Regions from separate parts of the Mus musculus genome. Here all the other regions are linked to region 2. A link is a loop called in an ENCODE intact Hi-C map of the cell type or tissue named here. Cell type or tissue: heart. All regions are shown on one strand.

Region 1 (8,000 bases), 230 kb after region 2:
CTGACAACCGGAGTTCAAGCCCCGGGACCCACATGGTGGAAGGAGGGAACTGACTCTCACAGCTTTTCTTCTGACCTCTTTATGAGTACCATGGTAAGTGTACACACATATACACAAATAAGATAATATGTAAGATATAAGTATAAAAGGATATAAACTTAACGTTTCAACTGTATCTTTTAAAAATTATTTTAAAAGATTTATCTATTTATTTTCTTTTATGTGTGAACATTTTGCCTGTATGTGTGTCACAGAAGTCAAAAGAGGGCATTGGGTCACCTGGAACTGGAGTTATACATGGTTGTGAGCTACCTCGTGAGTACTGGGACTCAAACCCAGGCCCTCTACAAGAACAGCCAGTGCTCTCTGGCTTTCTCATCTCTCCAGTCCTTCATCTCTGTCTTGATGTTCTGCTTATATTTATTTTTTTTTTCTTTGCTATTGTCTGAATATTCTAGTCCCTCTACTTTTTTTTTTTTCAAGCCCTTAACTTCTCATCTGCTGGTGAAGCTGTTTTGTTTTTGTTTTTGTTTTGTTTTTGACTCACTACGTTTTTCATTTCCAAGATTTCTCCTTGAGTCTTTTGTAAACATCTCTCTATTGACCATCCTTCTCAAACCCTGTACTGTTTTCCTTTATCTACTTGTTTTTCAGTGTTTTCTGGGAAGCACACCTGGAAGGTTACTTGGCAACCAGCACCTTCATCTGCTGAGCCTTCTCAGCCAGCTCACTGGCCCGAAGCTTTTCCTTCAAGCTGGGAAACACAGAACCCTCTCAAGGGTTCCTCCGAGGGCTCTAAGTTCCTCCAAGTGCAGAGTCCTTCTGCTCCACATCTGTTTCTGTCTCTGCTTTTCCCACCACGTGACTCTCTTGTCCTTTTGTTAACCCTCCCCCACTGCTGTGCTGTTTGAGCTGAGCTCTCTATCTCCTGATAACCAGAGTTTCTGCATCTCCTGGAGCCTTCGTCCAGTCCTGAACTCCAGTGTGTCAACCTGCATCTCTGTGAAGCTTGCTCCTGCCTATTTTCATTCTGAAGTGTGCGGAGAGTGAAATGCTCACTTCTACTCTACCTGTTGATCTAAGGCTGTTCTCCTCAGCCCCGTGCTCTGCCTCTACTGTCAGATGTCATGTGCTGAGCAGCCGTGCTTCACAGAGCCTTTCCTCCATAACACTCTGCCTCACCCCCAGCCGGAAGCAATGGACTGAAACCTCTCAAACCATGAGTAGAAAAAAAATTACAGTTGTTTTTCTCAAGTATTTTGTTATAATGATGTGGCACTCACAAGACAAGGAAGAGGTATGGTTATTACAGTTCAGTGGTTGGCCAGCTTGATTTTGGAGGCAGAACCAACCCACATGAACAAGGCCCTGGTTTCTGGGTGGGAATGAAAGATAGGCACACACTTGCTAACAGAAGCCCATTCAGGGTCTAGTAAAATTCTGATAACCCCAACTTTTTCAAGTTTCTTTTCATACCCAGAGTCTTTTTTTTTTTTTTTTTTAAAGAAGCAATTGTTTACTTATGCTCTTTCATAGGAAATGTAACCGAGATAAGTTTAAAACAGTCACTCTTTTTTTTTTTTTTTTTTTTTTTTTTTGGTTTTTCGAGACAGGGTTTCTCTGTGTAGTCCTGGCTGTCCTGGAACTTGCTCTGTAGACCAGGCTGGCCTCGAACTCAGAAATCCACCTGCCTCTGCCTCCCAAGTGCTGGGATTAAAGGCGTGCGCCACCACGCCCGGCTCTCATACCCAGAGTCTTAGTTAGGGTTATTATTGCTGTGATCAAACTCCAGAACCAAAGCAATTTGGGGAGGAAAGGAGCTAACTGGCTTACACTTTCACATCACAGTTCATCATTGAAGGAAGTCAGGACAGGAACTCAAGCAGGGCAGGAACCTAGAGGCAGGAGCTGATGCAGAGGTCATGGAGGGGTGCTGCTTACTGGCTTGCTCCCATGGCTTGCTCAGTCTGCTTTCTTGTAGAACCTAAGACCACCAGTCCAGGAGTGACCCCCATCTACCATGGGCTGAGTTCTCCCCGTCAATCACTAATAAAATGTCCTACAGGCTTGCCTGCAGCCTGATCTTACAGACCCGTTTTCCTCAACTGAGGCTCCCTCCTCTCAGGTGATTTCAGCTTGTGTCAGTTTGACATAAAACTATTCAGCACGTCCAGTCTACCAGGAAGGGGCCTGTGATTGCCTCACCCAAACATAAGTGCCTACACAAATCCAGGCTTTCTAGAAAGTGACAGGAAAAGGAGATGTTAAAAATTGTCTTCAGCCCAGCATAAATGAAAATAAATGGCCACCAAATTGACAAGAAAGGCACAATTTGTAATCGTTTCCCAACAGGCAAGTTCCCAAAATCCCACCAGCTGTACAGCACGTAAATTGTCACGAGCTGATGTAGTGGAATGCTGTGTGTCATAAGGAGAACTTGACTTTGATGACAGAAGCCAAGGACAAAAGAGGACGTAGCACACGATTCCATTTATACCATGTGTAAAATTTCAAGTTAATTTGTGCTCTGGCAGTGGAGATGTTGTGAGCCCTGGGGTATAGTGAGTGACAGACTGGGACAGGGACTGCACCTCTGTCTCCCTGCTACTGTGTTTAGTGTGAAAACTCATGGCACTGCCGACACATGTACTTTTCAGGGTGTAAACAATACTTCAATACAAAGTTAAAACTATGAGATACGGGCTTGTGAGATGGCTCAGTGGTTAGATGTGCTGACTGCTCTTCCAAAGGTCCTGAGTTCAAATCCCAGCATCCATATGGTGTCTCACAGTCATCCATAGTGAGATCTGACGCCCTCTTCTGGTGTGTCTGAAGATAGCTACAGTGTACTTATATACTAAATCTGGGCTGTTGTGAGCAGAGTTGGAGCGTGCGGGGCCAGAACGAGCAGAGGTCCTGGGTTCAATTCCCAGCAACCACATGATGGCTCACAACCATCTGTACAGCTATAGTGTACTCATATACATTAAATAAATAAATAAATCTTTTTTAAAAAAACCTATGAGAGACTTACAGATGAGATCTAATTTATACGTTAGCTTGTTCTTGTCTAGCCATCTGTATGTAACAGCGCTTGCTCAAGTGACCTTGTAAATATAAACTTAATCTTTCAGATCTACAGATATGGAAATGGAGATCCCAGAAAAATTAAACAACACAGCGTCTCATGGTTGTCAGGAAACCGAACTGAGATCATTCAAGGTGTGCAACCTTCAAATCTCTTGCTAGTCATGGTCTGTTTTGCTAGGCAGATTCACAAAACTTTTGGTTCCTCTGTGTGTAGCTCAAGAGCAGTGGTTCTCAACCTTCCTAATGTTGGGACCCTTTAATATAGTTCTTTATGTGGTGATTGTCAGCCGTAAAAATATTTTGTGGTACTTCATAATTGTAATTTTGCTAGTTATGAATGTAACATAAATATCTGCTATGTAGGCCATGTGATATCCAACTCCTGTAAAAGAGTTGTTTAACCCCACAGGGGGTCGCGACCCACAGGTTGAGGATTATTGCAGGAGCAATGGGCACTGAATAATGGTGCCTGGTCTGAATGGTCCAGGACTGGACACGTGACAGAGTCTTAATGATGTTCCTTCCCTCTTTTACAGGGAAATGGCATGGGCGGAAATGTTTAGGGCACTTGTGGGTCTGCTGCACTGCCTATCCTTAGACAGGGTGACCAGGTGACAGCCACGGCGTTTGTCTCCCACCACTGGAGGAAAGCCTATGAGGGTAGGATTAGAGACATGAAAGTTAGACTTCTGGTTTGGGTCTGAATTCCTTGCTGTTCATTCTTTGAACGAGTGAGGAGCCGAAGTAGAGATAAAAGTGGGCTAGAGACCGATTGTGTGAAGGAAAGTTCCCAGCAGCCAATGTCCTAATATTGTGTGCGGACGTGCGTGTTCTGTGCTCCCAGCTTGCATTCTTGTTGGCCCTTTATGTCATCTTAGTCGGCCTGAGCTGTAAGAGTGTTTGTACTGGTTCCTGCTTAGATCCAAGGCAACCCTTTCTGAGCTCTCCTACACTTAGAAGGCTCTCAGCAGCGACGACCGTGTACCCTTGGGATTCTCAAGGTTTTCTCCGGAAGCGTCCCTATCAACTCTACATTACACATCACGGCAGCGATGCGACACCTAATGGCCAAGAGAGAAACTCCAGCCTGCGCCCCTCTCAACAGGGGGCTTAGGGAGTACCCCGAGGAGGCATTTTCTTTTCTTCCAACTTCAGGTTCCTTGTACCCAGCTTGCAGAGTCCATGTCCCGGATGCTGCCAAATCCACTCAACTCAGCCTTTAATCACACCCTGTCCTGGAGTGCGCTCAGTTCCATGTGCAATCACTTAAAACCACTTTACCCAAGAAGGCCAAGGTTTCCAAGTGGGCCTTCAATCTGCCCCGCTTCTTTTTCAGATGGGGAAACAGACGCCAAGGGCCAAGGGAACGGCTCAGCCGCTAAAAGTGAGATTTGGATCAGAGCCCAGATCTCCTGAACATTCCAGCCGTTTCTATGTATTTCATACAGAGGGGGGTCTGATACACGGCAGGTCCTCCACGGATGCTGCATGGATGATAGCTTCCTTGCCACATAAGTGCATTTCTCGTAGTGATCTGGGCCATCACCCACTTTTACACCTGTCAGGATTTCTGACCATTCCAGCAACACTCTCCCTACGGGTACCACCATCTTTTCCTCTTACAAAGCAGGTAGCATAGACTCAGGAAAGACAAAAGGGTCCCTCCCAGAATCAGATTAGCTTAATCACTGAGCAGGTGTGAGGACCCTCTGCTTCAGTGTTTCTCAGACTTGGACCTGCCCCCAAATCTCTAGGGAATCTGGCTGAAATGCCGACTCTGACTCAGCATTGTGTGTCCTTTCCTGGACAGTACTTTTTGTCTGTAGATGCATTAGGGCAAATCTTGCCCGTGGCGACCTTGGCACAACTGGAGCAACTCCATGTGGAAGTTACGATGCTCGGTATCTTCTTTGAACCACGAAGAGGATACTGTCAGGTGCTGGTATGTCTCTTAGTCAAAATTCTAATAACAATGAAATTATTACAAATGGCATATTCTGTGGACTTCTGATGTTTTTGAAGAATATATATATGAACTGTTAAACCTGGACTACTTTTAGCTATTTCTATTTGAATAATATTGAAAACACTTTATTATAATTAAATCAGAATCTAATACAACCATTAGTTTGCTCTCTGGCCCTTAACTTCTGTTACTTAATCATCCTAAACTGTTTGTAACAGCAGCTATAGGACTGGGGGTCAAATTCTTAAATGAGTTGCATAGGCACAATGCCTATCTAAGAGTAACAATATTAATTTCAATTCTTGTATCAATATACAAAGATTTATACCAATGAAAACCTTAAACCTGTATCAATATACAAATTCTGTACCAATGTAAGAAATTATAACTTCAATTTTGTATCAGTTATAGAGATTTCTATCAATGTAAATAATATCTATACAATGCTTTATTTAAGAATAAATTTAGCACCGGGCATGGTGGCACATGCCTTTAATCCCAGCACTCGGGAGGCAGAGGCAGGTGGATTTCTGAGTTCGAGGCCAGCCTGGTCTACAGAGTGAGCTCCAGGACAGCCAGGGCTATACAGAGAAACCCTGTCTCGAAAAACCAAATAAATAAATAAATAAATAAATAAATAAATAAATTAATTTAGTAATCTGCTCATATTTACCCGCTTCATCCTCTCATCATGCTTCCATGTGACAGGTGCAGGAAGGTAACGCAGGGCTTTGATTGTCAGAGTAGCTGGGAGTTGCAGTCTCATGCATGTTCCCAGGTTCCTGTCTACTTGTGCTATGATAGGCATCTTCTGGGAGCTCCAGTTTTCTCACTACAGAGTAAGAATAACAAGAATTAACCATGAAGCTTTGCTGCGCAGGAATGAGCTAGCCCCAACTTACTGAAGAAAGGAGCTATTATTAATATGCAGCATATGGACACACAACATATGCATTCTGAATGAATGAATGAATGAATGGGCACAAGGGAAGGTTGGGAAGGTTGGCCCAGGTCCCCTAAACTGATGAGCAACTTCTTTGAAATTATGCCTTTAGGAATTTGTTATTTGAGATGAGAAATGGGTAAAAAGAAAAACTCAGAAAGGTTGTATGAGAGACTCCTGCGTGGCTGGCATCCAAGCAGCAGGATGGACGGATAAACTTCCCAACTCTCCAAACCACACAGGCCGAAGCTGTGCACTGGAGACTTCCAGGATGCCAGATCTCTTTCATCCAGAAGGAAGGAGACGGAGTGCTCGACACAGCTCCTTTCTGTGAAGATAGAACATTGGTAGAAATCTTCGTATATTGATACAACATTGGAAATGACCATATGTTGTTACTGCCTTGGGAGTGGAAACTCAGTTATGAAAGGGATTCGGCTACGAAGTACTAGGACTGAGTCACTCTCGGCTAAGACTGGAGATTTCTTAAAACTAGAAGCAAAGCTTGGGAACTTTCTTGTCTCTGAAAGGCTGATAGGCTTCAGCATTAAAATCATATAATCAAAGTTAGGTGCTTTAATCCCAGCACTCAGAAGACAGAGGCAGGCAGATCTCTGAGTTCAAAAGGCTAACCTGGTCTACAAAGTGAATTCCAGGACAGCAAAGGGCCTGAAACTCTGTCTTGAAACAACCAAATATCTACACATATATAATATAGTTAATTTTTCCTGAATGCCTGTGGTAACAAACAATAAGAGTGATTATCTTGAAAACTATTTGTTGCCCGGTGGTGGTGGCACACGCCTTTAATCCCAGCACTTGGAAGGCAGAGGCAGATGGATTTCTGAGTTTGAGGCCAGCCTGGTCTACAGAATGAGTTCCAGGACAGCCTGGGCTACACAGAGAAACCCTGTCCCGAAAATCCAAACAAAGAAAGAAAGAAAAAGAAAGAAAGAAAGAAAGAAAGAAAGAAAGAAAGAAAGAAAGAGAGCTATTTGTTCTCTAGATCAAAATATATCCATCTTACTAATGTTACTACTTTTTAAAAACAGAGATTCATTATATACATTTTAGCAGAATACAATAAATACTTATTATACTAAGTAACAATAATCACAATAATTCGACTTGTAAAATAAAATACAATTAAGGTGGCCCAGGTGCCCAGTAATGAGTTTGAAGTAATGACTCATAAGTGCGAAGACTTCCCTGACTGGGTTTCTAACGTGATTACAAGTGGGTCATAAAAGTGAGTGTGAGAAACTAGCTTCCCAAACCAGGATCACCATTTACTGGAATCCATGAGTTCAGAGTAAGGCAGTAATCTTCTGGGGAGAAATGACTACTGTTGACTCATTAATCCAATAACTCTGTACTAATTACAGTGCCTCAGTTTCCCTATTTTATGAAGTTGTCACCTGCCTGCCGCTCAGTTGTGTTTGGAAAGTCCAGGGAGATAATAGTGTGTTTTGAAAATAAGGAATACATTATAAATGCTAAATAATAATAACAATAATAACAGGGAGTCTCTAATGACAGGGGTCCTTTAATAATACTCATCGAGTGTAATAGCATCACTAACCAGTAGGAACAAGACAGAGTGCGTTTGTCTTCTTAATCATCAGTTTGTCTCATGGGAAATTGGTAGAGAGAGGACTGGCGCCTCACACCGAGCCCCCACAGGCTTGCCAACCCGGTGACTCCTGCCCTCCAACTAGCACCTGCTTCGTTTCTCTTTAAGAAGGCGAGCGGTGTAACAGAAAGAAGGGGACAGAGGTATCCCAGCTCACATCCTAAGCCCAGAGAACAGGATTATAAAGTTTCAGTCCATAGCTGGTTGTAGAAAGAAAAGAAAAATAGGCTTGAGACCAAAGAGAGCAAAGGGCTTAGGGGGACGAAGGACCAAGGTAGCCACGAGGTGGCGACAATCCAGCTGGAAAGACCCGCTCGGGTGGCATAGATGGTTCGCAACCGAGGAAGGAACTTCCATAGACACAAAGA
Region 2 (8,000 bases):
AACCCACCACTTGGCAACTGTTTCTAACACAGTTGGGAACCACCTCAGCCTTTTCCAAAGTAAAAGTACTCACGAATAAACTGAAATTAAGACAACATTTATTTTAAACTTTATTTTTTTTTAACCTAAAGCAGAGGCATTTAAGATAGAGAATCCAAAGGTAAGTATTGTAATCTGCTTTTGAAAAGCAGGTTTGCCCTGCCATACAATATGCAGTCAGACCATTCTCGCTATATTTATGTTACAAAATTTCAAAACCTCACCATTCAGTAAGTACAGTGCTACATAGTACCCTGCAATGATGTATTATATATATATATACAGTGCTACATAGTACCCTGCAATGATGTATTTTATATATATATATACAGTGCTACAAAGTACCCTGCAATGATGTATTTTATATATATACAGTGCTACAAAGTACCCTGCAATGATGTATTTTATATATATATGAATGATTATTAAGCATAGGTAAGGGTGTGTGCTTGGCGTGGGGTCAGAAAAGGTGGTGGGTGCTCTAAGGCTGGAGGTGCAGGTGGTTACGGGGGTGGGGGGAGGATGTGGATGTGAGGAACAGAACTCAGATCCTCTGCACAAGCAGCAATGACTGCTGAGCCATCTGCTGGCTCCCATTTTATTCTTACAACCATTCAATATTTAACTGAGGCTGGAGACAGCTCAGCAGTTAAAGAGTACTTGTTCACACAGTGGACCCAAATCCAATTCCTAGCACCCACACAGCAGCTCACACGCATCTATAACCCCAATTCCTCCCTTTGGCCTCCTCAGGGACCAGATACACAACTGATGTCATCACCTAAACTGCATACATGAGAAAAGATAACTGCTAATGCCCCTGCGTCCTATCTGCTCTCTTTCTTCCAATAAAGTAGCTGTCTTAGATGGTACCAGCTCTGCTTAGCTGTCTATAGTTAACTATAACACAGTACAATTCTAGTAATGTTTCTAAAGAAAACCGAACCAAACCAAACCAAACCAAAACCCAAAAATACCAGCATCACTTAACAAGGCAGCCATGACTGTACAAATCTTCAATGGCTAAGGCAGAAGGATAAGCAGTTTGTGACCAGCTAAGGTTTTATTTGCTAAATTGCTAACTAAAGCACTATCTAAATACAAACTGTACTAAGTATTATGAACTACACTTATTGCCAGTAGTATTTTAGAGGCTTGTAGAAAAACTACAATGTAATGGGGCATAGAAGAAAATCCGTATTAACTGGAGACTCTTTAGTACAACGTAAAGGTACAAGTTCTACAAAGACTGGCCTTTGTTTAGAATCTGGTATTAGTCCTGCTCTGTTCAGAAATTTGTGTGTTTGTGTGTGTGCACACGTATGGAAGATATACGGTAATGGCCTTTATACTCTTTTTCAAATTGTTTAAAATATTTTGACAGCGTCTCTCTGACTTTGGAGCTCACTCGCTGGCCAGTAAGCTCCTGGGGCCTCTGTCTCTGCCTCTCCAATACTGGGATTACAGACCCATGCTGCTGGGCCTGTATTCTATGGTTACTGAAGATCTGAACTAGCTCTTCATGCTTACACAGTGAAGTATTTTACCAACTAACTGAGGCATCTCCTGACCTTAGTTTCTCAATCCTTTTGTTTGTTTGTTTGGTTTTGGTTTTTTTGAGACAGGGTTTCTCTGTGTAGCTCTGGTTGTCCTGGAACTCACTCTGTAAACCAGGCTGGCCTGGGACTCAGAAATCCGCCTGCCTCTGCCTCCCGAGCGCTGGGATTAAAGGCGTGTGCCACCACTGCCCAGCTCAGTTTCTCATTCTTGAACTTCATTTTCCCTTTGTCTACAAAATGGAAATAACTAAGTAGGCCACAAGTTGGCTCAGTAGGTGACAGTGCTTATAGGATGACAATCTGAATTCTTTTAATGCCCAGAGTCCATGGTAGAACAACTATGGAAAGATGTCCTGACCTCTTATACACACACTCACACACACATTTTAAAAATGGAAATGTGTCAGGGCTGGAGAGATGGCTCAGAAGTTAAGAGTGCTGGCTACTCTTCCAGAGGTCCTGACTTCAATTCCCAGCATCCACATAGTGGTTCATAACCATCTATAAGGAGATTCAGTGCCTTCTTCTAGTATGAAGGCATACATGCAAGCAGAAATCTGTACACAAATAAATCTTTAAAAAATTTTTGAAATGTGTCATGGTTAGATATCTTAGTAATTATTATCTAGCTGATAATAGTGCCTGGTAAAAACAACATCTCAATACTAGCTATTTACCTAACTGAGGTGGGACACTGAGTTCGAGGCCAGCCTGATCGGAAACAAACAAACAAAACAAAACAAAGCAAGCAAGCAAGCAAACAAACAAACAAAAAAACCCTACCACGTGGAGGCAAGTCTTTCAATTAAGACAACAAATTTCCAAGTCTATATGCCTAATAGTACATGCAAATTTTCAAAGACTACAAAATAAGGGCACAGCAGTTAACTGTAGGTACTGTCCCTGCAGAGGACCTGAGTCATTACTCACAACCACCTGTATCTCTAGCTATACAAGGATCAGGTGCCTCTAGTCTCTGGGGGCACCTATATTCATGTATAGACATGGAGACATTTGTTGAGACTTATACCTGGAAATTACTAAACAAAATAATATACAAATTGCTACACTAGACAAAGTACAAGATAGATCATGTAAGACTTAAAGACTATGACTACAAAATACAATGCTGTATTTGTATTGGAAATAATTTATATAAAAAGAAGCTATACATAGGCATATGTATATGCACATGTGTATATCACAGAAGAGATGCAAGGGTGATTAGAAGTTAAAGCTAGTATAAGCTACAGAGTTGGAGTTGAGATGTAGCCTGAGGGAAATGAAAACCCTGTTTAAGAGCTCTGGAGAGGGGCTGGAGAGATGGCTCAATGGTTAAGAGCAATGACTGCTCTTCAGAGGTCCTGAGTTCAATTCCCAGCAACCACGTGGTGGCTCACAACCAGAGTGGGATCCGATGCCCTCTTCATGTGTCTGAAGACAGCTACAGTGTAGGCATAAACATGAAGTAAGCAAATAATTTATTTTTTTAAAAAAAGCAAGCTCTGGAGAGATGACTCAGCTAAGTTAAGAACACTTGTTGGCCCTACAGACTACTCGGGTTCAATTCTCAGAAGCTACATGATGGTCGACAGCCATCTGTAACTCAAGTTCCAGTGCACTTCGTCTCTTCTCTTTGGGCGTTAACCAAGCACATGGTGCACATACATTCATTTACACAACACACACATAAAAATAATCATAATTAAATCAGTTTTAAAAATTAAACAAACAACAACAAAACAACAACCCTGTTTTGGGGCTGAGGGAAAGGTGCTAAATACATGCAGTTTAGAATTATGGGGGGAGTGTTTATTTGAATGGACAGCAGTGGAACTATATAGGTAAGAAACAAGCCTATGTAAGATAAAAAAATAGGTGTTCAAAGACAAGAATAGGCATAAAACATGACTGGAGGTGTGGGGACGAGTGGGCCTTTCCCTCAGGAGCCGTTTTCATGGAGACTCTGTAAGCGAAGTCTTTAGAAACTTACAGGCACTGGGCGAATATTCAAAACCAGCAGAAGTACAAAAGTATTTGTATGCAAGTCTATAGTCTCTGTCAGATGCAGAGATCAAGGCAGATAAATTCAATTTTGTGCTTATATGGGCAAAAATATTAAACGTATTTTAATCTCCTTACAAGTTTTATCAATGTAAATGGAACATCACATTACAGAACAGCAGATGGCGCCAAAATGTCACTTAAAATGCTTCTCTTGGGTTACTATAAATGAATACAATTAATTGAAACTGAAGGTGGGACCCAGGACCCATCATAGTAAAATGGAAGAATATAAGTCAGAATAATAAGGTATTAAGCTTTTATGTGGCACGTTATTTTAAGAGAGGCCACATGAGACAGTCTGCCTGACTCTCGAGTGCTGGGATTCTCTTTTTCTTGCTGTCCTGTCAATTTTTCTGTCTGTCCACCAACAGTACAGAATCTCTTTTTTTAATAAATCGACAAAACAAAACATCTATATCTATTTTTAAAGTAAACAGACACTTAATGGAAGACTTTGTGTTGTCGCCCCCCCCCCCAACAATAAAGTATATAGGGTTTTAAACTATGTTAGGTTGCACAGAAAAGTCAATATTGTTTCTGTCTCTTGGTGTTATAGGATTTCTGAGCACTTAATTCCAAATAATTACAATATTTACAATATTCTCTGGGTAGGCAAGAGGCTTAGTGCTAAAGGCACTTGCTGGGCAAGGCTGGCAGACACACATCTCCTCAGTTTGATCCCGATTTTACGCACACGTGCACACAAACCCACACACTAGCCCCCTCCACACACACATACCGACACACACTTAAAAACTTCTACCACTGTTCCAATTGGTTAGCTCTTGCCAGAAGTCACATAACCAGGATATTAAAAATTGACTATTTCACACTGATGGCTAGCAAATGTAAATGTCAATTATGAATATAAGATTTTAATCCCTATCTTAATTAAAAATTTTACCCTGGAATCTGACCAACATTAATCAAAAATTTAGCCTTGGGGTCAGCAAGACAATGTCAGTGGATAAAACACGGCACAAGCCTAGAGACCTCTTGCTCCCTGGAATCCAATAAAGGTGGCAGGAGAGAGCCAGCTTCAGAAAGTTGTTCTCTGGCCTCCATGGTACCACAGCACCACAAACACTTCAGAGAAAGATAAAAAGATACGACAAACCATAATCACATAGTCATTTTGCTCCACTGGAAAAATGAGGGGTTCCCCACCCCATTTTTAAGGCTGAGACTTATGGTCTCAAACTCAGCTGCACACCGAGTGGCCTGCAGACCATAAAAACATCTGATCAGCCACTGCAGCTGATCTCACACACCTACTACCATGGCGGAACAGGTAAGCCCAAGCCAATCTCAGGCAGCATTTCGTCTTATGGAGGGGAGAACGTGGAGGTTGTGAGATGGCAGATGGAACCCAGGTGAGCACTGTACTGTGCCGTATTGTAGGGAGGAAAACCAGACTGCCATGCTGACACACTGCAGCTGTGGAAAGTCAGAAACAACACTGGCTCGATGAGGCTTTTTATGTTTAAATGCTGGATCAGATTTAATTTACACCCGAAAGTATTTTGAATTTTGAAAAAGCTCCACAGCTTAAGACAGAAAACCAGGAGTAACACAGACCCATGGAAAACCAGGAGTAACACAGACCCATGGTATTAATGAAATCAGGCAACTTGGAGAGATGTGGAGAGCTGAGAGGAAGAGTGAGAATAACAACGCAAATTCAAGTCTCAAAACATGCACAATGTATACTTCTGTCTTTGGATCCTCCCTTAACAGCAATTATCACAGTCCCAGGCCTACTACTACTAATCAGCAACCAGGACAATCTTGTTCAGAAGACTTAACATTAACGTTAGTTCTGAATATAAGATGTTTTGCTGCATTAGAGTCTGTGTCAATGTAGGAAATAAAATCTAAACTGTCAAACTATAGAGCAGACAACAATGACCAGGCCAGCAGAGGCACGCCTGTAACCCCAAGAACGTCCCTAGTCAGAGAGTGAGGCAGAAGACCAAGGTTTCAAGGCAAGCCTGGGCTACAACACAGGGAAAGCCTCATCATAAAAACAAAACAAAATAAAAACTTTCCTCAATAAGCTAATTATTAAATAAGAATTCTACAGGCAGTGGAGGCGCAATGCCTTTAATCTCAGCACCTGGGAGGCAGAGGCAGGCGAATTTCTGAGTTCAAGGCCAGCCTGGTCTACAGAGTGAGTTCCAGGACAGCCAGGGCTATACAGAGAAACCCTGTCTCGAAAAAACAAAAAAATCAAAAAACAAACAAACAAACAAAAAACTACTTAAGCCTCTTTTTGGGGGGTAGGGTAGGGGGAGTGTCCTGAAATAATCAGTCACTAATTTTATAGAATATGTTCTAATTTAAGGTTGGCAGATAACACAGCAAATAAAAATATATTTTAATTTCTAGTTAAATAGCTCATTTAATGGGTCTGAAACAACTCAGTTATAGAAACCTTCAGTGCACTCTATATACTCTGATAATGAAGGCATTAATTTAGTAGGATGCCCTAAATATGATTTAGGCTTCTAATATAGGAACTGTCTCAGTCAGGGTTTCTATTCCTGCACAAACATCATGACCAAGAAGCAAGTTGGGGAGGAAAGGGTTTATTCAGCTTACACTTCCATACTGCTGTTCATTACCAAAGGAAGTCAGGACTGGAACTCAAGCAGGTCAGGAAGCAGGAGCTGATGCAGAGGCCGTGGAGGGATGTTCTTTACTGGTTTGCTTCCTCTGGCTTGCTCAGCTTGCTTTCTTATAGAACCCAGGACTGCCGGGCATAGTGGCGCACACCTTTAATCCCAGCACTCGGGAGGCAGAGGCAGGAAGATTTGAGTTCGAGGCCAGCCTGGTCTACAGAGTGAATTCCAGGACAGCCAGGGCTACACAGAGAAACCCTGTCTTGGGGGAAAAAAACAAAAAACAAAAAACAAACCCAAAACAACAACAACAACAACCTAACTGGGGTTATAGTACAAAATTGTTCAAGTATAGATTAATTTTTTAAGAAATACAGCATCTGGGCTGGCGAGATGGCTCAGCAGGTAAGAGCACTGACTGCTATTCCAAAGGTCCTGAGTTCAAATTCCAGCAACCACATGGTGGCTCACAACCATTCATAATGAAATCTGATGCCCTCTTCTGGTGTCTGAAGACAGCTATAGTGTACTTATGTATAATAATAAATAAATCTTAAAAAAAAAAGAAATACAGCATCCTTCACACAAAGATAAATCTAAAACAAGATTTACAGTTTTGTTTGCTATTATTAAACAAATAATTAACAAAAATAGTCTATTTGCTGGAATCTTAAGCTTACCTCAGTTAAAAAGTTATCAATTTGGTCATGTTTACAAAAGCATGTGAATAAAACTTCACTGATATTCAGTTTGTAATACCAAGTTAATTATAATAAATAGAATCCATCCTAAAAAGTATTTCTATTCATTAAATAAGTTAGCTGTGTGCTAGGTATGGTGGCAAATGCTTAAAATCCCAGCACTTGAGGCCCAGGCAGGCAGGCAGGCAGGCAAATCACTATGAGTTTGAGGCCAACCTATTATCCACCAGGCCATGATATTGAGACCCTTTTTCAAAAACAAAATCAAAGCACAAAAAAATTAATGTGTTGTTTATAAACAATAGTGGCTTCTGTCAAGATTGAGTATAAATCCATAAAAGTTAGGTAAATAGCTAGTTTATTCAGTAGGTCAATGGCAGATATATACATTAGGGATTTTAACACAAAAGAATGGAGAAACCAGAACACACTTTCTGCCTGTTTTTGCAAAATGTTTTTGTTGTTGTTTTGTTTTGTTTTTCTGTGTAGCCCTGATTGTCCTGGAACTCACTCTGTAGACCAGGCTGGCCTCGAACTCAGAAATCTGCCTGCCTCTGCCTCCCAAGTGTTGAGATTAAAGGCGTACGCCACCATGCCTGGCCTTGCAAAGTGTTTTTGTTAAGTAACATATGCTGAGATGTCTAAATAAAAACACCCGTGTACTTTATAGTTTCATCTCGACCTCCTACACTGTAACTGAGCACAGGAGTATAGCCTTCGCTGTACACATGAACCGCCATACTATCAGTAAGAGATCTGAAAACAAAGCACACATATGCACAGCAGCAGCTGCTGTGGTCCATCTGTGACCGACCACAGGTGATGGAGGCGATGAGCATCTAACGACCTACACGCTGCTGAATAGACTCGGGGCTATGCCCTCTAGGACACATTCTTAAGACCAAAAAAAAAAAAAAAAAAAAAAGCCCTTCCTGCCATTTCCTGCTAGATGGAGAGCTGAAGCATGTATAGATAATTTGCAACATAAAACTTATATTTAAGAGAATGCAGTG
Region 3 (8,000 bases), 610 kb after region 2:
GGGCCCGCGGAATGTTTCTTAGCCTTAAACGACCGTGAGCTCCAGAAACGGGACGAATGCTATTTTGAGAAAGAACCGGAAAAAAAGGGGATTGCTATTCTTGACTACCATTTCCATACGTGTGTGAAGGCTGAAGAATTTGAACAGTCCAGAATCATTAAGTTCGTGCCTCTGGATGCTTGCCGGTTTGAGCTGATGCGTTTCAAAACCTCGTACGAAGCGGGTGAGCTCCCCTTTGCGGTGAAGTCCGTAGTAACTGTCCAGGGAGCCTATGTGGAGCTGCAGGCCTTTGTCAACATGACCCCAGCAGCTCAGGGGTCACCCCATGCCGGTGCCCTGAGGAGCTGTAACAATATCATGATTCATTTTCCTGTCCCAGCCCAGTGGATCAAGGCCCTCTGGACCAGGAACCTTCAGAGGCAGAAGTCCCTGAAAGCCAAAATGAACCGTCGGGCTTGTCTGGGGAGTTTACAGGAGCCTGAATCTGAACCTGTCATTCAGGTCACTGTCGGGTCAGCAAAATATGAGAGCGCCTACCGGGCTGTGGTGTGGAAGATAGACCGGCTTCCGGATAAAAACTCAAGTAAATATCCCCCACCTAGGGTAACTTTCGTAGGAAACTGCTCGGTGTTTTCACCTACATCCTTGGGCCAAAGCAGGCAGAGACAGATGGTACTTAGAGAGATGAGTGCTTGCTCGCTTGCACAGCCAAGCTGGAGGGAGAAAACAGCCAAACAGCTGATTTATTCATTTTCTCTAGTGTTTATTTCTACCAAATGGGTGCAGCGTCTCCTGCTTCCTTCTTCCTTCCTTCCTTCCTTCCTTCCTTCCTTCCTTCCTTCCTTTCTTTCTTTCTTTCTTTCAAAAGAATTTTATTTATTTATTCCCCATTTCTTTTCTTTTTTTTAATGATACATAATTGACTTACAAAATTTACCAGTCTTAGTAGATATGGGTAACAAACCTGCTAAGAAAGATCATGGACACGTGCCTCTTCCCAGTTTCTCAAATAAAATAAAACATTTGGAATATCCATAACAAAAGAGGTAAAAAAAATATGCGAAGAAAGTGGTTAAGAAACATACTAGAATTTGAAAGCCCCCCAAGCATATAGCTTGGTAGAATTAACATTGTGAAAAAAAAAAAAAAACCTTCCTACCAAAATAATTTACTGATTCAATGAAATTACAATCAACATCCTCATCTCATTCTTCACATAAATAGAAAGAAAATCCTCGGGTTGATTTGGAACAACAAAAGACTCAGAATAGCCAATTAGTCCTAGATAAGTGTTTGTTTCTATTCATTCTGCTCGTTTTAAGTGCTAAGTGCATCTGTCTAAGACCCCAGCTTTTATACACCTGTTTCTATCGTATCATTGATTTTTAAGTTAGCCGTACTTTCAATCCTCCATTGTATCCATTTGTCCTTTTCTTCCACAGTGAGGAATCTCAGAACTCACTCTTGAATATTTTGAGTGTTAATGTATTCAACCATAGAATGGGTATTGGTTATGTGTGGTTGTCTTAGAAAGGGTGAAGGAGTTGGAGGAGAAACAAATGCGATCTTTATAAGAGTGCTTTGAAAATCTGGTGTAATTTGGTAACTATAAATTGTTATGTGATGTTGCTATTTGGTTTTCTTCTCTAGATTTTCAGCATCTGACAAAGAAGCTCCAATGTGTTTACGTCAGTCAATTCCAGGGTAGATGCCATGGATATCCCAAATTAGTTTGGGAAGCCTGGATAGCTTGAAGACTGCCCTCATTCCATCCCAGGACTGCAAAAGTCTTGGAGGACATTATATACTCAGGTTTCCAAAATTACTTGAGACTTGGAATGTTTTGACTAGAATCTGCTGCACCTAAATGTAAATTGATATCATGTCTTTTCCACTTGAACACCATTTTGTGGAGGGATCATTTGACATATTGAGGCAAATAGTCTGGAGTATTTGGTTCTGTTTTCATTTCTTCAGGTTGCCTATGTTAGTGGTACTGTGTTCATGTGGATCCTATCCTTCTTGGCTTCTTCTTTAACATATTTATTTGCTAAAACCATGCATCTCTTGCTAAGTCAAAGTTTCAAGTTTCTTCTCATGTAAATCATAGTTGTGTGTGTTATTTTAGTTGAAAGTCGATTTTATTCCATATTAGAATGGCTACTCCAGCTTGTTTCTTGGAACCATTTGCTTGGAAAATTGTTTTCTAAACTTTTACATTGAGGTAGTGTCTGTCATTGTCACTGATTTGTTTCCTGTATGCAGCAAAATGCTGGGTCCTGTTTACGTATCCAGTCTAAGTTTTTATTGGAGAATAGAATCCATTGATGTTAAGAGATATTAAGGAATAGTGACTTTTCCTTCCTGTTATTTTTGATGTTATTAGGTTTGTGTGGCTATCCTCTTTTGGGGTTGTTGAAAGAAGATTACTTTCTTGCTTTTTCTAGGGTGTAGTTTCCCTCCTTGTGTGGAGTTTTCCATCTATTATCATTTGTAGATCTGGATTTGTGGAAAGGTATTGTGCAAATTTGGTTTTGTCATGGAATAGCTTGTTTTCTCCATCTATGGTAATTGAGAGTTTTGCTGCGTATAGTAGCCTGGGCTGGCATTTGTGTTCTCTTAGGGTTTGTATGACATCTGCCCAGGATCTTCTGGCTTTCATAGTCACTGGGGAGAAGTCTGGTGTAATTCTGATAGGCCTGCCTTTATATGTTACTTGACCTTTTTCCCTTACTGCTTTTAATATTCTTTCTTTGTTTAGTGCACTTGTTGTTCTGATTATTATGTGATGGGAGGAATTTCTTCTCTGGCCGAGTCTATTTGGAGTTCTGTAGGCTTCTTGTATGTTCATGGGCATCTCTTTCTTTATGTTAGGGAAGTTTTCTTCTATAATTTTGTTGAAGGTATTTACTGACCCTTTAAGTTGAAAATATTCATTCTTTTCTACAACTATTATCCTTAGGTTTGATCTTCTCATTGTGTCCTGGATTTCCTGGATGTTTTGGGTTAGGAGCTTTTTGCTTTTTGCATTTTCTTTGACTGTTGTGTCCATGTTTTCTATGGTATCTTCTGCACCTGAGATTCTCTCTTCTATCTCTTGTATTCTGTTGGTGATGCTTGCATCTATGACTTCTGATCTCTCTTCTAGGTTTTCTAACTCCAGGGCTGTCTCCCTTTGTGATTTCTTTATTGTTTCTATTTCCATTTTTAGATCTTGGATGGTTTTGTTCATTTCCTTCGCCTGTTTGATAATGATTATGTTTTCCTGTAACTCTTTAAGGTATTTTTGTGTTTCCTCTTTAAGGGCTTCTAGCTGTTTACCTGTGTTCTCCCTTATTTCTTTAAGGGAGTTACTTATGTCCTTCTTAAAGTCCTCTATCATCATCATGAGAAGTGATTTTAGATCCAAATCTTGCTTTGCCAGTGTGATGGTGTATCCAGGACTTGCTACGATCCTCTGATCCTGGGCCTGTAGAGTGCCTGGGAGTGGAGCTTCCACTGGGTGTTGTGGGACTGGCTGCAGAGTTTGGGCCCAAGTTCTGCTCAGGGCACCGGCCCAGACAGGAAGGAACCCGTGCCACTGGTTGGGCGGGTTTCCTGAGTCCCTGGATCGTCCCTGGATCGTCCCTGGATCCCACTGGTCCCAGTTACTCCACGTGGTGTTGGAGTCCTGCTTCTAACATACTGAAAGAAATGCCATCCTAGTTTAGAGTTTGTCTGTGGTGGTACTAAGGAAACGTTTATAGGAATGGAAAGAAGAAGGAAGGAAGGAAGGAAGGAAGGAAGGAAGGAAGGAAGGAAGGAAGGAAGCCCAGGTGGACCTTCTCTGGATTGTAGGTAGGGGTCATCTCATTCTCCTGAATCTCCAGGCTTGATGCTGCTGCTCCCTTCTCTCCTGGTGCCTCTGAGCAGCTCCTTCTGGGTCAGTCTCACTGGCTGGGTGGTTACAGCTCAGTTCTGGTGAGCAGGGGTCCATGTGGGTGTCTGCATCTCCCTAGAATCCAGCACAGAGCTGGGTGGAATTTCCTGGAGATAATGTAAGTTGGTGAAGTGAAAGGGTGAAGGGGCATCCTCTCGTGACACATTCTTGCCAATGTGTGTTCACATCACACATTCTTGGACAACTCCATGATGTAGGCAGGCAGGTTCACTTTCACAAGAAATTCACAGTGATTACCTCCACTCTGCACAGACGCTCTGTTGGACCCTTTCGTACCAACAGTGTCTAAGCACCAAGGGAAAACAGCCTCAGGCTGTATAGCTAGCTGTGTGCTCTCCTTTCCTTGTGTGCGTGTCTGTGTGTGGAAATGAGAGCCAGGATTCTGATCGTTGTCTACCATGGGAGATTCAAAAGGGTAGATTTCAAAATTGATCTATGAGAACATGGTACTAAGACTTCCAAACTGTCTCCCCTGGCACAAAGACAGTGGAGGCAGCGGGTCGCCATGTGGAGGCAGCTGGGGTTTAGAAAGATGATTGTAGGCCCTCAACTACAGTTTTCTCTTCCCCGAGGTTCATCCCTGTTTCGCCCTCTGTTACCAGCTTCTTAGTTCTTAACCCTGCGATTTGGTTCTCCGACATCCTTTTTTTTTTTCAGCTCTTAGTAGCTCAGCTTCAGATATGGAGTATCTTGGGTCAGGAGGGAATGGCTATTAACCCGACCTAAGAGACTGGTTTGCGTTCCCACTCCAGAGCTGAGAAGTTACTGACAGAATAATTACTAAGGCCTGACAGTGCCCCCTCGTGGTAGGTACTGAGATAGCAGGCTTTTCTCTGTCACTTCTAAGTTTGACAAAAATGTTTTAGGCACAGTACATGTAATCTTCAACTCAAATCCTGAATAAGAGTGTGCTGGCAAACACCATAGAGTGGACAGAAGCCTGGAGAAAGACACCAGAAAGCTTGAGAGCAAAGTACTTTTTCCACCAGCTTTTTAGAAGTGACGCAGATGTCATGACTACCGTTTAAAAAGTATTAGGTCTTCAACTCTCATGCATTCCCCATCCCGTTTCATTGGGGGGGGGGGGGAACTTCCTCAAGACATTTTCCAGGACAATGTATACATAAAATTAAGTAATTGTCAGTGTCATTTTCAAGTCTAAGTCTAGAACACACAGTTCCCCGCTGGTATGGTAATTGGATATACTAGCTTAAAATCACTTGGCAACGTAGTAAATACTTTCTGTCCAAACCACTGCCTCTTCTCATTAGCCATTCTCACAACAGCCATGTAAAACTGAAAAAAAAAAACACTAAAAAACCAAAACCAAACCAAACCAAACAAACAAACAAAAAACGAAAATTGAAGAAAAGAAACTGAAGAAACTGAAGTGGCTGTGGACTGAGTGTCAGTGAACTACTGCATCCTGGCTGCTGCCGGAAGTCTACACAGGATGAAGGACTAGGAATCCTGCCTCTCTGCTTCTCTGATCTCTTTCTGTGTGCTAGTGGGTGGGTGCGTGCCTGCGTGCATATAGTCTCGCCTGCAGTGATGTGGATAGCTTACAGCCGCTCAGAGGCCGCTGTTGTCCCGTCCTCTGTGTTTGGGGTGGAGCATCTGCTGGGAACTGAGGGACAGCCTCTCCAGGCCTCTTACAGAGTCAACATTCCAATAAGAAACACATTAAAAGAATGAAAGGTGGTTTATCTTTCAAAACAAATTTAGGCAAAGTCTTTTAAATTCGTGCTTTTGGGCCCAAAGATATGCTCTGATGAAAGCTCTATCAGCAGCAGCACAGGAATTTAACCTAGCTTTTGAGATGACTTTTTAAAAATATTTATTTATTTATTATATGTAAGCACACTGTAGCTGTTTTCAGACACTCTAGAAGAGGGCATCAGATTTTTTGTTACGGATGGTTGTGAGCCACCATGTGGTTGCTGGGATTTGAACTCAGGACCTTTGGAAGAGCAGTCGGCGCTCTTAACCGCTGAGCCATCTCTCCAGCCCCCTTGAGATGATTTTTAAAAGTTACATTTATTTAAAGATAGATTAAACTAGATATGGCTAAATGCTATGAACAATGTGAGAGGCCCACGGGGCACTTGTGAAGTCAACAGAGGGCTTTACTGTTGTGGTTCGATGTTTCAAGATAAGGCCTCAGGCTGGCCTCAAACTCACAGTGTCGCCTGGGATGACCCTACATCCTCAATCCTCCTTTTCCTACCCCTTACGTGCTGGGAATACAGGTGTGTCCAAAACCTCTCTCTTTCTTACACACACACACACACACACACACACACACACACACTGTAATTCCCACTTTACCTTTCTCAGTGCACCCAGTACCCCCTGGGTTTTGCCCAGAGCCTGCCTGACTCAGCATAGATCACCGTCCACACAATCCACAGTTCACTTCTCTGACAATAAATGTTAGACTGAAACACTGAAGGCCAGTATGCCTGTCTCTGCACTGTAATCTGTTCCTGGAGAAGCTTTTCAGGACCGTGAGAGGGAATTTCAGTAGTGAAAAAAAGTGCATCCTACCAAAACAAAAAAGTGTTACATTCCACCTGAACAAAAAGAGCCCAGTTTACAAGTCAGGCTTTGAAACCCTATGACCTAACGTGAAGTTTGTCTTTGTATTATCTAAAATTAAATACTGGTTTAATCAATGACTGGGGGGGGGGGGGTTACTCAGTCTACTCAGAAAAAGCTTTTCTAGGGGCTAAAACACACTCTGGCCAAATCTGTTTCATATAAATATTGTTCTTATCTTTGGCTAGAAAACCTTTTTGATGTTTGTGACTAAAGCCATTTGTTGGAGCTGATCTGTGGTAATACAAATATACATACATACAGTGATGATACAGGTATATAGACACACAGTGATGATACAGGTATATAGACACACAGTGATAATACAGATATACATACACACAGTGATAATACAGATATACATACACACAGTGATAATACAGATATACATACACACAGTGATAATACAGATATACATACACACAGTGATGATACAGATATACACACAGTGATGATACAGATATACACACAGTGATGATACAGATATACACACAGTGATGATACAGATATACACACAGTGATAATACAGATATACACACAGTGATGATACAGATATACACACAGTGATGATACAGATATACATACACACAGTGATGATACAGATATACATACACACAGTGATGATACAGATATACATACACACAGTGATGATACAGATATACACACAGTGATGATACAGGCATACACACAGTGATAATACAGATATACACACAGTGATGATACAGATATACACACAGTGATGATACAGATATACACACAGTGATGATACAGATATACACACAGTGATGATACAGATATACACACAGTGATAATACAGATATACATACACACAGTGATGATACAGATATACATACACACAGTGATGATACAGATATACATACACACAGTGATGATACATATATACATACACACAGTGATGATACAGATATACATGCACACAGTGATGATACAGGCATACACACAGTGATAATACAGATATACACACAGTGATGATTCAGATATACACACAGTGATAATACAGATATACACACAGTGATGATACAGGCATACACACAGTGATAATACAGATATACACACAGTGATGATTCAGATATACATACAGTGATGATACAGATATACACACAGTGATGATACAGGCATACAGTGATAATAGATTTTAGAGCTGCTGGTTTCAGCCTGGCTGGATTCCTCCAGGCCATTTTGAAGTTCGCTAATGGGATTCTTACTACAGTAAGAAGCGTGTTGTAGAATATCCCTTGGCCTTTGAAGCATTCTGACTTTTTGGTTTGGCTTCTTCTAGGTCCTGATCAGCCCCATTGTCTGTCATACAAACTAGAACTTGGGTCAGACCAGGAAGTTCCCTCAGATTGGTATCCATTTGCTACTGTCCAGTTTTCCATGCTTGAAGCCTGTGCCTCAAGGACAGAGGTGAGGTCTCTGGGAGTGGAGAGCGATGCCCAGC

The links. Hi-C counts contacts between places; a loop is a spot of excess contacts. Peaks named below come from ENCODE experiments on the same cell type or tissue, not always from the same donor. Only the 100,000 strongest peaks of a DNase experiment are listed, where the experiment ranks them.
Region 1: a loop joins it to region 2, with 7 times the contacts of the local background. A loop is called at or near these places in 22 of 42 quality-filtered maps.
Region 3: a loop joins it to region 2, with 3 times the contacts of the local background. A loop is called at or near these places in 4 of 42 quality-filtered maps.

What each region holds. Positions count from the first base shown.
Region 1 is chr17:88,247,969-88,255,968 of GRCm38, forward strand. It overlaps Gm31615 (a long non-coding RNA gene), which reads right to left. Exons shown (of 7, transcript XR_877113.1): 4 at 5,730-6,327. Among named protein-coding and RNA genes, the nearest start is that of 1700116H05Rik, 56 kb to the right of the region's middle. In heart, CTCF peaks have their summits at 2,840 (motif pointing left), 4,163 and 7,907 (motif pointing right); DNase peaks (open chromatin) are centred at 4,153 and 7,923; H3K4me3 peaks cover 1,027 bases; H3K27ac peaks cover 825 bases.
Region 2 is chr17:88,021,601-88,029,600 of GRCm38, forward strand. The region is part of intron 1 of Fbxo11 (F-box protein 11); the gene reads right to left. Among named protein-coding and RNA genes, the nearest start is that of Fbxo11, 40 kb to the right of the region's middle. In heart, a CTCF peak has its summit at 3,778 (motif pointing right); no DNase peak of the experiment used is centred here.
Region 3 is chr17:88,636,500-88,644,499 of GRCm38, forward strand. Ston1 (stonin 1) reads left to right here. Exons shown (of 4, transcript NM_029858.2): 2 at 1-583; 3 at 7,839-8,000. Among named protein-coding and RNA genes, the nearest start is that of Gm38460, 13 kb to the right of the region's middle. In heart, CTCF peaks have their summits at 248 and 4,748 (motif pointing left); a DNase peak (open chromatin) is centred at 4,772; H3K27ac peaks cover 239 bases.